4 separate regions of the Homo sapiens genome follow, and all the other regions are linked to region 3. The links are chromatin contacts, found by Hi-C or POLR2A ChIA-PET in ENCODE. All regions are on one chromosome and are shown on one strand. Each heading gives the region's core, a stretch centred on a gene start or an enhancer-like site at or near the end of the contact. The rest is flanking DNA. Distances are from core to core; before and after follow the strand shown. Region 1 holds the start of SALRNA3 (senescence associated long non-coding RNA 3). Region 2 holds the start of LARP6 (La ribonucleoprotein 6, translational regulator). Region 3 holds the start of TLE3 (TLE family member 3, transcriptional corepressor). Region 4 holds the start of KIF23 (kinesin family member 23).

The links. A loop is a pair of places that touch in the nucleus more often than their neighbours do. ChIA-PET counts read pairs that join two places held with the same protein, here RNA polymerase II (POLR2A). Pooled maps may share reads with other maps.
Region 1: a loop to region 3 is called in a map of Caco-2, with 4 times the contacts of the local background. The contact joins the promoter of SALRNA3 here to the promoter of TLE3 in region 3. A Hi-C loop is called at or near these places in 1 of 168 maps with a recorded cell type or tissue (Caco-2) and 2 of 50 pooled maps. POLR2A ChIA-PET finds 5 or more read pairs at or near these places in 1 of 52 experiments (WTC11).
Region 2: a map of chondrocyte shows a loop between it and region 3 (6-fold over the local background). The contact joins the promoter of LARP6 here to the promoter of TLE3 in region 3. A Hi-C loop is called at or near these places in 1 of 168 maps with a recorded cell type or tissue (chondrocyte) and 3 of 50 pooled maps. POLR2A ChIA-PET finds 5 or more read pairs at or near these places in 2 of 52 experiments (A673 and WTC11).
Region 4: a map of CD8-positive, alpha-beta T cell shows a loop between it and region 3 (7-fold over the local background). The contact joins the promoter of KIF23 here to the promoter of TLE3 in region 3. A Hi-C loop is called at or near these places in 4 of 168 maps with a recorded cell type or tissue (CD4-positive, alpha-beta T cell, CD8-positive, alpha-beta T cell and naive thymus-derived CD4-positive, alpha-beta T cell), 4 of 37 single-sample maps with no recorded cell type and 14 of 50 pooled maps. POLR2A ChIA-PET finds 5 or more read pairs at or near these places in 2 of 52 experiments (MCF 10A and OCI-LY7).

The regions. Positions count from the first base shown.
Region 1 is chr15:70,614,213-70,616,912 of GRCh38, forward strand. SALRNA3 (senescence associated long non-coding RNA 3) reads left to right here and starts at 1,335. Exons shown (of 1, transcript NR_126481.1): 1 at 1,335-2,355.
Region 2 is chr15:70,852,898-70,855,597 of GRCh38, forward strand. It overlaps LARP6 (La ribonucleoprotein 6, translational regulator), which reads right to left and starts at 1,260. Exons shown (of 3, transcript NM_018357.4): 1 at 992-1,260. The coding sequence starts at 1,191. It also overlaps a transcript of LRRC49 not described here. RefSeq lists an enhancer at 649-1,150.
Region 3 is chr15:70,096,537-70,099,236 of GRCh38, forward strand. TLE3 (TLE family member 3, transcriptional corepressor) reads right to left here and starts at 1,381. Exons shown (of 20, transcript NM_001105192.3): 1 at 239-1,381. The coding sequence starts at 262. RefSeq lists silencers at 520-639, 650-819, 2,409-2,488, 2,559-2,700 and an enhancer at 1,639-2,613.
Region 4 is chr15:69,412,981-69,415,680 of GRCh38, forward strand. KIF23 (kinesin family member 23) reads left to right here and starts at 1,369. Exons shown (of 24, transcript NM_001367805.3): 1 at 1,369-1,496. The coding sequence starts at 1,486. KIF23-AS1 (KIF23 and PAQR5 antisense RNA 1) reads right to left here and starts at 2,049. Exons shown (of 2, transcript NR_132971.1): 1 at 1,172-2,049. RefSeq lists silencers at 1,539-1,658, 1,689-1,768.

The sequences.
Region 1 (2,700 bases), core at 85-2,584, 520 kb after region 3:
CTAGTCCTCAGTCAGTGGTCCTTAAAAGTCTCTCTGCTACTTCTGTTCCACTCTCAAGCTCCTGGCAATCATTCTGTTCTTGTGACATAAGAATTGAGAAATGCTGTGAGATCTCATCTGCCTAGATGCTCCATACAACTGAAGCCATCAGTTCTCTACGATCTTGCCACCCCTTGAAGCCCTACCAGGAAACACAGACATAGGTGCCCGTATTCTCAGATCCCGCAAATCTGTCAGGGCCTCACCAGGGCTCATTCTCTTCTCCCTGGGACCCAACAACAGCTACCTGTCTGTATTAGTCATGGTTCTCCAGAGAAACAGACTCAATAGGAGATAGACAGATAGATAGATAGATAGATAGATAGATAGATAGATAGATAGATAGATAGATAGACAGATAGATAGCTAGATAGATAATAGAAAGATAGATAGATGATTTCTTCTTTTTTTGAGATGGAATCTCACTCTGTCACCAGGCTGGAGTGCAGTGGCGCCATCTCGGCTCACTGCAATCTCTGCCTCCTGGGTTCAAGTGATTCTCCTGCCTCAGCCTCCTGAGTAGCTGGGATTACAGGTGTGCACCACCACACCCAGCTAATTTTTGTATTTTTAGTAGAGACAGGGTTTCACTATGTTGGCCAGGATGGTCTCAATCTCCTGACCTCATGATCCACCCACCTCAGCCTCCCAAAGTGCTGAGATTACAAGTGTGAGCCACCGTGCCTGGCCAAGAGATTTCTTATAAAGAACTGGCTCACATTCACACAATTATGGAGGCTGAGAAGTCCACAATCAGCAGGGAGGGCTGGAGATCCAGGAGAGCTGATGTTTCAGTTCAAGTCTAGAGGCAGTCTGCTGGAGAATCTTCTCTTGCTCAGGGGAAACGGGAATTTTTGTTCTATTCAGGCCTTCAACTGCTGGGAATAAGGCCCACCAACACTATGGAGGGCAATCTGCTTTATTCAAAGTCCGTCAATTTAAATGTGAATTTCATCCAACACACCCTCACAGAGACACTCAAGATAATCTTTGACCAAGTATCTGAGCACACTGTGGCCCAGCCAAGTTGACACAAAATTAACCATCACACTCTCCTTGATGAATGCTATATCAACCAGGATCCAGTCAGGCATTCCAACACAGAAGATTTATATTTTTACAGACGTAATTCACATACCCTGAAATTCACCCATGTAAGGGAGTTTTAGTATATTCAGAATGTTGTGAAGCCATCACCACTATCTAATTCCAAAACAGTTTCATCAACCCTCACCCCCTACAAAAAAACTCATACCTGTTAGCAGTCAACAAGGGGATTTAATATAGGGAATTGGCTGGATGGATAGCAAAGGACTGAAAGGAAGAAAAGGAACACCTGTTATCATGCAAACGTAGTAACTGCAGGAAACAGCCACCACTCCTAGGACTAGAGGAACAGAGGGAAAGGGCTGGGGCTATGAGAACCCAGAATCCTGGAGGACGCCCTCACAAAACTAGGACAAAGACTTCTCAGAAAAGGGTAACGGCCTGCTGGTATCGGTACCTCAAGAAACTCGAGGAGGGGGTTCACAGAGCTGGGACCTAGATCTCTCAGGAGGGGGCATGAGCTAAATGCGGCTGCAACACAAGAGCTCAGAGGGAAGGTCTAAGTTAGGACTTGGTCTTCTTAGGAGAGGGTGCTACCTGGATGCTGCTGGTAACTGATGGGGTGAGATGGGCTGATCGTGGGAACTTAGCAAAACGAAGGAAACTGGAACCAACTCCACTGCTGGGATAACGGTGACAGGAACAGCAAGCATGGGGAAGGAACATCTCTTCTCCATCTTCCTGTTGTCTGGTCTCCTTTTAGCATCCCCTATTATCAGGACCTAACAGGCAGCAGCTGGCAACAAGGAAATTGGGTTGCAAAGTCACAGCCTCACCATTGCAGAGCTGAGCACAGAAGAGTTATTAGGAGCTGGAGACAGTAGCTTTATAACACCATGCCTCCCTACTCTCTCCATCTAACCACAGCCCAGGGAGGGAACATTCTAATCTGGAGGGTTGGATGACAACCTATCTTGCTCTTTACTCATCTTGTTAGTCCATTCTCACACTGCTATGAAGAAATACCTGAGACTGGGTAATTTATAGAGGAAAGAGGTTTAATTGACTCACAGTTCTGCATAACTGGGAAGGCCTCAGGAAACTTACAATTACAGCAGAAGGGGAAGCAAACATATCCTTCACATGGCAGCAGGAGAGAGAAGTGCTGAGCAAAAGGGGAAAAGCCCCTCGTAAAACCATCAGATCTCATGAGAACTCACTCACTGTTATGAGAACAGCATGGGGGTAACTGCCCCCGTGATTCAATTACCTCCCACCAGGTCCCTCCCACAACATGTGGGGATTATGAGAGCTACAATTCAAGATGAGACTTGGGTGGGGACACAGCCAAACCATATCACCCATGATGTTTTCTTCCAAATAATTAGTCTCTGTTGCAAGTACTTTTGTAATATATCATCTTCCTGATCTAAGAGCCTATTAGCATGATTCCTAGAGACACCTGGGAAGCTAAGCTTGGTTCTAGCCCACAGCACTGGGTTTAGCCATACATGGAGACTGGGCTGTTTGGGCATGGGGAGGCAAAGGATGATAAAAGAGGATTGTCTTTGTGCTTCAGTGGATTGAATAGAATGGAATGTGGACTGTATGAAA
Region 2 (2,700 bases), core at 10-2,509, 760 kb after region 3:
AGTGAAGTAGATATACGCTTGCCAGGACAATCCTGCAGAACCTTAACAGCTAAACGCCTGGGACAGGGTCCTAGAAGAAAGAGAGCTCCTAATAAGTGCCTGTTGGCATCCACCAGAATGTGCAAGTTCTGTCATTTCCCCACTCTCATGTCTATGTCTATGTTTTATCTCCTTTCAACAGCAGGAACAAAACACCAGTCCTTAAGGGCCTGGGCATTAGTGGACAGGAGCCAAGGTGCCTGAGGACAAAGCTCGGGACCCGGGACAAGGTTAAACAAGTGCCATAGCAGCTCCAAACTACCCAAAACCCAGGAACACCCCCCCCCCGCCCCCCGCAAGGCAGCAAGATGATGCAAACATAAAGGTCTGGTGGGAAAGGCTGTGTGAAAATGGGAATCCCCCAGGGCGGAGGAAGTAAAGCAGCAAGTCCTCTATCCGTCTCAAATTACCTTGAAATCCCACCTCCTGGAATCCCCCATCAGCAAGTGTCCGCTGTACCTGGCCTGCTACCACCTAAAGACTGAGCGCAGCCAGCAGGACTGGGAAAGGCAGGGCGATGATGGCAGTGAAGGGTAAGCGGGACCACTCGCAAGGGGAGGGGAAGGCGGGTAGGGATGGACTTTGCGGCGATGGGGAGGTGGTGTCTTGAGGGAGCCCACAGAGAAGAGGCCTCCTCCAGAGGAGGGGGTGGCTTGGATGGCCCGTGAAAGTCCTCCTCCTGGATCCCTGAACATCCCCACGTCCAGGCCCCTCAGATCCCGGCCGCCAGCCCTGGGAGCCTCGGTTGGGCGACGAAGCTGCGGGCTGGGGCACCGGCTGCCTCCACGGGCCGGTTCTGACTCAGGGGCTCGGCCCGGAGCTGCTTCCCCGGCGGCGGGGCTGACTCAACCCCCTCTGCCCGAGGAGTTGTCGCGCGCAGTCAGCGCCCCGAACTCGCGCGCGGCCCGGCGCCCCCTCGGGGCCCACCTCCCGGGCCAGCCGCCGCGCCTACCTGTGCCCGCGGCTCGGCTCCTCCTCGCTCGCGCTGCCCCAGCCGGGGCTGAGGTACCGGGCCGGGTCCCCGGCGCCCCGAGTCTCCGCCCCCTCCTCCTCGTCCTCCAACTCGTCCACGTCCTCGGCCTCCTGGATGGCGACGCGGATCTGCACCGCCGTCTTGGGCCCGGGCCGAGCCTCCCCGCCGGACTGGGCCATGGCTCGCGGGACTGCGGCGCCGCCGGGGTCCTCACGCCGCAAGGCCCAGCCAGCCGGTCGGCAGCGACTGCGACGAGGGGGCGGGGGCGGTGCGAGCGCGCCTGCCGCTCGGCCCAGGGGAGGGACAGGGGTCGCGGCGCCCCGCCCCGCGCCGCCGCCGCCGCCGCCGCCGCCGCCACCACCCCGACCGCTAGTGGAGCGCCCGCGCAGGCGGGGCCTCGGAGGTGGAGGGCGGCTTTCCGGAGCTCCTCCGACGGAGGCCCGTCCCGGAAGGATCCCCGCGACCCCCGATCACTCCCTCCGTCTTTTCGCCGCTGTGGGGCCCCAGCCCGAGAGGAGGTGTCAGGGCTCCCTCCTCCTGCGCCTTCTTTCACGGCGCCGCAGGGATGGGCGCAGCACAGCTGACTTCTGTTTGTGCTTGACTCCGGGGGTGGCAGCCAGAGACCACAGCTCCAGGGGCTTCCAGGCCTCCTGCGTGTCTCCCCCACTGGCCTGCCAAGATCAGAAAATTTCCATCGTTAGTCTCCTTGACATAATAACCACCCTAGACCGCGTCTTAGGAGGTCAGGGGCTTGGCTCCTGCCTTGCCCTGTATCAGTTTTTCTCCAAGTGTGGTTCCCAGACCAGGAGCATCAGCTGCACCGGGGAACTTGTTAGAAATTGAATTCTCAGGGCTCATCCAGACCTCCTGAATCAGAATCTATGATTCAGAACTTTGTGTTTTAACAAGGCCTCTAGGTGATGCTGAAGTTCACAAAAGTTCGAAAGCCGATGGCCTATAGAGTATGCCCTGCACATAGTATGCACTCAGATGTTTGTTGAATGAATAAAGGGAGCTATTGAAATGTCAGGATGTTCTAAAACACTGCCACCTTTTCACGTGTAACTTCAAATTGAGTTCCATCTCACCTCTCCAAATGTGACCCAGAAACTAGGGACAGGAGCATAGAAATGAATAAGACCGGCCGGGCGCAGTGGCTCAAGCCTGTAATCTCAGCACTTTGGGAGGCCCAGGCGGGCGGATCACGAGGTCAAGAGATCGAGACCATCCTGGCCAACATGGTGAAACCCTGTCTTTACTAAAAAAAATACAAAAATTAGCTGGACGTGGTGGCACGTGCCTGTAATCCCAGCTACTCGGGAGGCTGAGGCAGGAGAATCACTTGAACCTGGGAAGCAGAGGTTGTGGTGAGCCGAGATTGTGCCACTGCACTCCAGCCTGGGCAACAGAGCGAGACTCCGTCTCAAAAAAAAAAAAAAGAAAAAGAAAAAAAAAGAAAGAAGGAAAGAAGAAAAAGAAATGAATAAGACCTGAATCTGCTTTCATGTAGCACTTTATTTAGAGCCTTAAACATAATTTATCATATTAATTTGCCACACTGGGACCCCAAAACAACAGAACCCTGGACCAATACATTTGTTTTGATATAGAAAGACAAGTTAGGATAGGCTTAGGAAATGAGGTCTCCTGGAGGGCAGTGTCCTTGTAAAAGAACACCATGTATAGGG
Region 3 (2,700 bases), core at 131-2,630:
GGGCCGGGGACCGCGTGAACAGCTCCCCCTGGAACACAAGCAGCCCCCCGCGCCACTCGCGCGGAATTAACCTCCTCTCTCAACGGCGCCCCCCGGCCGCATCCCCCTTTGTGTGAGAGCACACACACAAACACACACACCATAAAGGTAGCAACAAGCAAAATGGAGGTGCCAGATAAACTGCCTCGTTTACCCTGCCATGATAGATGCTTAAATAAACCGAGTTGCAATTACTCACCGGATGTCTGCCCTGCGGATACATGGCAGGGAGGGGTCGTGATTCCGAGAGCGTGGAAGCGCCGAGAGCCCGGGCCGGGGAGGTGCGGGGGAGGGGGGAGCCGAGCCCGAGCGGGGGGCGGCCGGGAAACCGAGAGCTCGCCCCCGGCCCCCCCAGCTCGTTCTCGCAGCGAAATCCCAGAGTCGGGCGCCCGCCCCAAGTGGAGACAAAGAGCCGCGGAGCAGGCGGCAAAGTCGTCGGCGGGCGCCGGGGCCGGGCGGCGGGCGCGGGCTTTGTGCGCCTAGGGCTCGGCGGGCAGCGGCCGGCCGCCTTCCCTGGGCTGCGTCGAGCGCGTCAATGCCTGGGACTGCGCGGACATCGTCGGCTCCCCAGCAGGTCCGGCGCGGGGTCCCGAGGCCGGGGGCCCCTCCTGGGGCGAGCTCGGGCCCCCTCCGGGTCACTCAGCGGGTCGCGCCTGTAGGGGGGCGCGCCGGGGCAGCCCCAAGCATCCGGGGCGCGCGGGTCCGATCCTAGAGGCGTCCGGGCCTGGGGCTCGCGGCGAGAAGAGGAAGGAGGCGGGCTACGAGGTGGTGGCTTGGGGCCGCAGGAGCGCCGGAGGGTGAGGGCGGGAGCCCGGCGCGGGCGCTTCGACGCCCCCCCTCGGAGAGGAGAGCCTGCTGTTCCGTCTGCTACTGCCGCTGCCGCCGCCGCCGCCGCCGCTGCAAGCCCTTCCCAGGGCCGGGGAGGAACTCCGGGCTCAGTAGGTGCAAATCAAACGCCCTGGCATCCTAAGTCCAGCGGGCACGGGAAGCCTCCGCAAAGGGTTCTCGCTGCTCCCAGCTTGAGCACCGCGTCCCCACCGAGGAGCGCTCAGCGCCACCGCCGCTGCCGCGTCGGAGCGCACAGGCAGGAGAGCGCTGGAGGGGAGACGCAGCCCGAGACCGGGGAGCTCTACGGCTTCCTTCCTTCCCCTCGGCCCGGCTCTCCTCTCCGCGCCCCGGCAAACCCCCAAAACACACACACCCAACACACACACACGCGCGCACGCACACACACACACACCAAAAAAAAAAGTGCCCCGGACCTACGGATACCACACACAGACAGGCGAAGGGGACGAGCACGAGGTCTGAACTGCCGCGAGAGCAGTTCCAAATAGGGACTGAAAAGTAACAAAATAATGTGGCAGCTTCGTCCGGCGCTGGCCAATGGGAGCGCGGGGCCCCCACGTGGGGCTGCGGGACTCGGCCTACGACTGGGTGCCGCTGGGCGCGACGTCACAATGCCCTCTTGTGTCTAAAACTATGCATGAAAAGTAGCAATCAGGCCCTACCCGCTGGTGACTTTCGCATGGGAGTGAAAAACAGCGCTCCTCAGATCAGGAATTAACCGAAAGACATATAATAAATAGATATATATTATAGTCCTGGGCTGCTCGAGTTTTTTTCCTCCTTTTTTTTCCCACGGTCTACTAGCAAATAATTATTTAGCGGGAGGAGGAAAGAGGGAAGACAGAGGAATAACAACAAAAGAAAATAAGACAAGCTGTACAATCTTCAAAACCTGTGGCTGGTAGTAATGTATCAGTTTATTCTGCAGCGGCGGCGAACGATTCCTCCCTCTAATCTCATTAGGTCTGCAAAGCAGCCCAATTAGATACTATAAAACAAACAATCACTTTGTCACTTTAATGTTTTCACTTCAAAAGATTTAGGACTGATAAAACGGTGGCTCCTAAAGTTGCCTCCGACCTTTAAAAATTTGCTCGGAACTCAGGATGTCCCCTTTTCTTCACCCCTTCTTCTGCCCGCCTCCCCCACATTAGCCCCCAGCTCTCCTTTGTTCACTCGCCCTTCTTTTCAGAAAGCCAAATAAACAGCTCCTTTGATGTGCGGCGGCTGCCTGCGAGGAGAAGTCTGAGGGACTCTGGCTAGGCGGGCAGCGCAGATGGAAGGGCCCGGCTGCCCGTGGACAACAGGCTCAGCCACGGCTGGCCCCATTCGGGGCGCCTTCCCCGTGGGCACAACTTCACCCTCGACGCAGCCTCGCCGCGCGGGCTCCTCACTGCATCCCCAGGCTGAGGGGGTTGGGGATGGGGTCGGGACCCTGCTCGGCCGAGGCCCGGGAACTCCGAGTTCCCACCTGGTTTGCTCAGCCTGCTCCCGGCAGTGCCACGGCGTTGGCGGAAGCCTGTAGGTGTCTCGGTCGCTAGCCTGGACACTCCGAGGGACGCGGACGCTCCCCCGCTCGCTCGCCCCGGCCCCGGGCCCCCCGGACCCCCCGCTTGGTCGCACAGGCCACTCGACTCCGGGGCCAGCTTGCCCGCAAACCGATGGCCTCGCCCTCCCGCGCTCGGGGTTACGGCGGGGCAGACGAGCAAGCAGGGAGTGGACCTCAAAGCGCGCACCGCCCGGTGGACGGCCAAGGCGGGACCCCCGGGGCCCTCCCCGGCAAGTCCGCGAGCCCGCGCGCGAGCCGGCCGC
Region 4 (2,700 bases), core at 119-2,618, 680 kb before region 3:
TACATCAAAGAATGTCTTTATGGCCAGCTCTTACACAAAAAGGTGGGGGAAGGCTAGATTAATATTTCTAGGTTTTTCTAGAATAATGTTTCTGGCTTGCTTGGGAGAAAAGGGGTTCTAGTTTCCATGACCCGCCTTGGGGAACAGAAATTCTGGTTTCTATTATTTGCTTTAGGAGACACAGAGGGGTGGGAGACAAGAGGGCAGGAGAAAGTCAGAGACAGACTTTGCTTTTAAGGCTTCTCTGAGGCACTTTCAGTCTTCTTTAGTTCAAAGCACTCAGTGTGCCAAAGAGCCATACTCTGGGGTGTCGTTTCCTGAGCACCAACAATATTGGCCAAGGACATTGTGACTATCCTTACCAGTGCTGTGGTCCTTTAGGAAGTTGAGAAGGGGCTAGAGTTCCATGAGAGCCCAGGTGTAGATGTGTATTTGGTAGTCATCGGCTTAGGGTCAAAGACAGAAGTGATATAGAATCAGTTCATCTAAGGCAAGAGTAGGTTCAAAAGGTTGCCCCTTAAGGGTAAGGACCAAATTTTATTCATCTCCGTAAGGCCAGGATCAAACACAATCAAGATTTGATAAAACAGGCCGGGCGCAGTGGCTCACGCCTGTAATCCCAGCACTTTGGGAGGCCAAGGTAGGCAGATCACCTTAAGTCAGGAGTTCTAGACCACCCTGGCCAATATGGTGAAACCTCATCTCTACTAAAAATACAAAAATTAGCTGGGCGTGGTGGTGCGCGCCTGTAATCCCAGCTACTCGGGAGGCTGAGGCAAGAGAATTGCTTGAACCTAGGAGGTGGAGGTTGCAGTGAGCTGAAGACTGCAGTCCAGGCTGGGCGACAGAGCAACTCCACCTCAAAAAATAAAAAAGGAAAAAAAAAAGATTTGATAAAATAATGTACATATAGGACAGAGCTGGAGGGAAACCCAGGAAAGGTGAATCAGAGAGAGAAAAGACGCCAAGATAATGTGGTGACTTGGGAGCCAGAGAGACGGAGCCTGAGACTTGGAGCAGGGCACAGCACAGGAATACAACACTTTTCACCAGAACGACATTCCGACCTCTGAATCAACCCTGGAAAGGCCCTTCCATTGAACTTCTTGTGATGGAGGAAAAGAAACCCTCAGTTTCGTCATCGCAAGGCGGAAGAGTTTAAATACCATACCTCAAGATCTCCCTCCAGCCCTGACACGCGACTCCGCGGCCCTTTCAGCGTCGGTCGCCTAGGAGACAAGCGCCACTTCCGGCAGCGAAGTCACTTCCGCGGAGGTCCTGCCTCTCCCTGCGGACGGGCGCTGATTGGCCCGTTTGAAATGCGCCAGGCGGGAGCTCACCTGGGCTCTTAGCGTCGCCGCCGGCTTCGCAGAGCACCGCGCCTTAGCCGCGAAGTTCTAGTTCTTGCTGCCGGTCCTAACGTCCCGCAGTCTTCGCCAGCCAGCCGTCCCGCATGCGCGTTTGGGCGGCGTGGAGCCTGCTGCCATGAAGTCAGCGTGAGTACGAGGCCGCCGAGCAGGGAGAGAGGGCGGACGGGGGCCGAGGCCTCGGGGCTGGGGGCAGGCGTCTCCACTCAGGCCGCGGCCGTACGCGGGCAGCGCGGACAGCATCCCGCCCGGTGCTGCTGCGGCCGCGACCCCAAAGTGGGAACCTCCACGTGTGGCCGCTCCGCGGGAGCCTGGGCGCGGAGACCCCTGCCGCGTCGCCCCCCGCCGCCCCGCCTGGGCCTCCAAGGGGCCAGGAAGGGTCGGCCCGGAGCCGGGGTTGTTTTACGCCGCACCCGGTTCCCGGGGGCGGGGCAGTCCTCCTCGGGGTCCCGGGACAGCCTTTCCCTTCTCCCTCGCTGGCTGCCGCCGCCTCCAGAGTGCAGTTGGCCAACTTAGTGCGGGTCGGAGGTGGTCTCGTGTGTGGAGCAGAGCGAGTGTGCTGGGCATTGGTTAGATGGGCTCCGTTTCTGGAGAGCCCTGGCACCGGTGATCGCCGCTAGCTTTTTTTTCAGCCGAGCACCCTGTCCTTGAGGCCGAGCCCATCCGCTTACACAGGCCAGTTACTTCTGCTGTATTTTGTGGCCGCAGAGAACCTCCGCCCACATTCCTAAGCTAATATTTTCGGCGCAGCATCATTCCTGGGTAAAGAAATATTTGTCGTGCAAAGGAGAGGATTGGCTTTATTACCATTTAGGGAGTCGTTTGCAAAAGACAACTTGTTTATTAAGAGGCCGAAGTCAAAATCTTTAGATGAAAAAAATTATATATAAGAAATATACGTTGAGTTTAACTTAAGCCCACCACAAAGTATTTTGCACTGAATAACACGAATTTGCTTGTGTTTCATCTGAGAATATGTTTGGAAAAATATTTTTAAACTACAGTCGAAGCCAATAATCTTACTTAATTTTAATGTGTTAAATGTATATCTAGCCTATAGATAAATGTGAAGGGAAAAAGATGAGATGCTAGAGAAATGGTGAAATCAATCAAAATAACTTTTTGATTGCCCCTACTTAAGAAACCAAGAAATTGGCAGTTTGGGACCAGATTTTGTTTGGAGACAAAGAGTAATGTTTTGAGCATTCAATGACTGGTTGTTCCTTGAAAGTACAGGCGTAACCCTTGACGAAAGAATGGTTTCCTCCATGTGCATTTTTATAGTGTATTGAAGTTAATCGCTTGTCAGTCTGTAAAGTGTGGGCAGTTATAA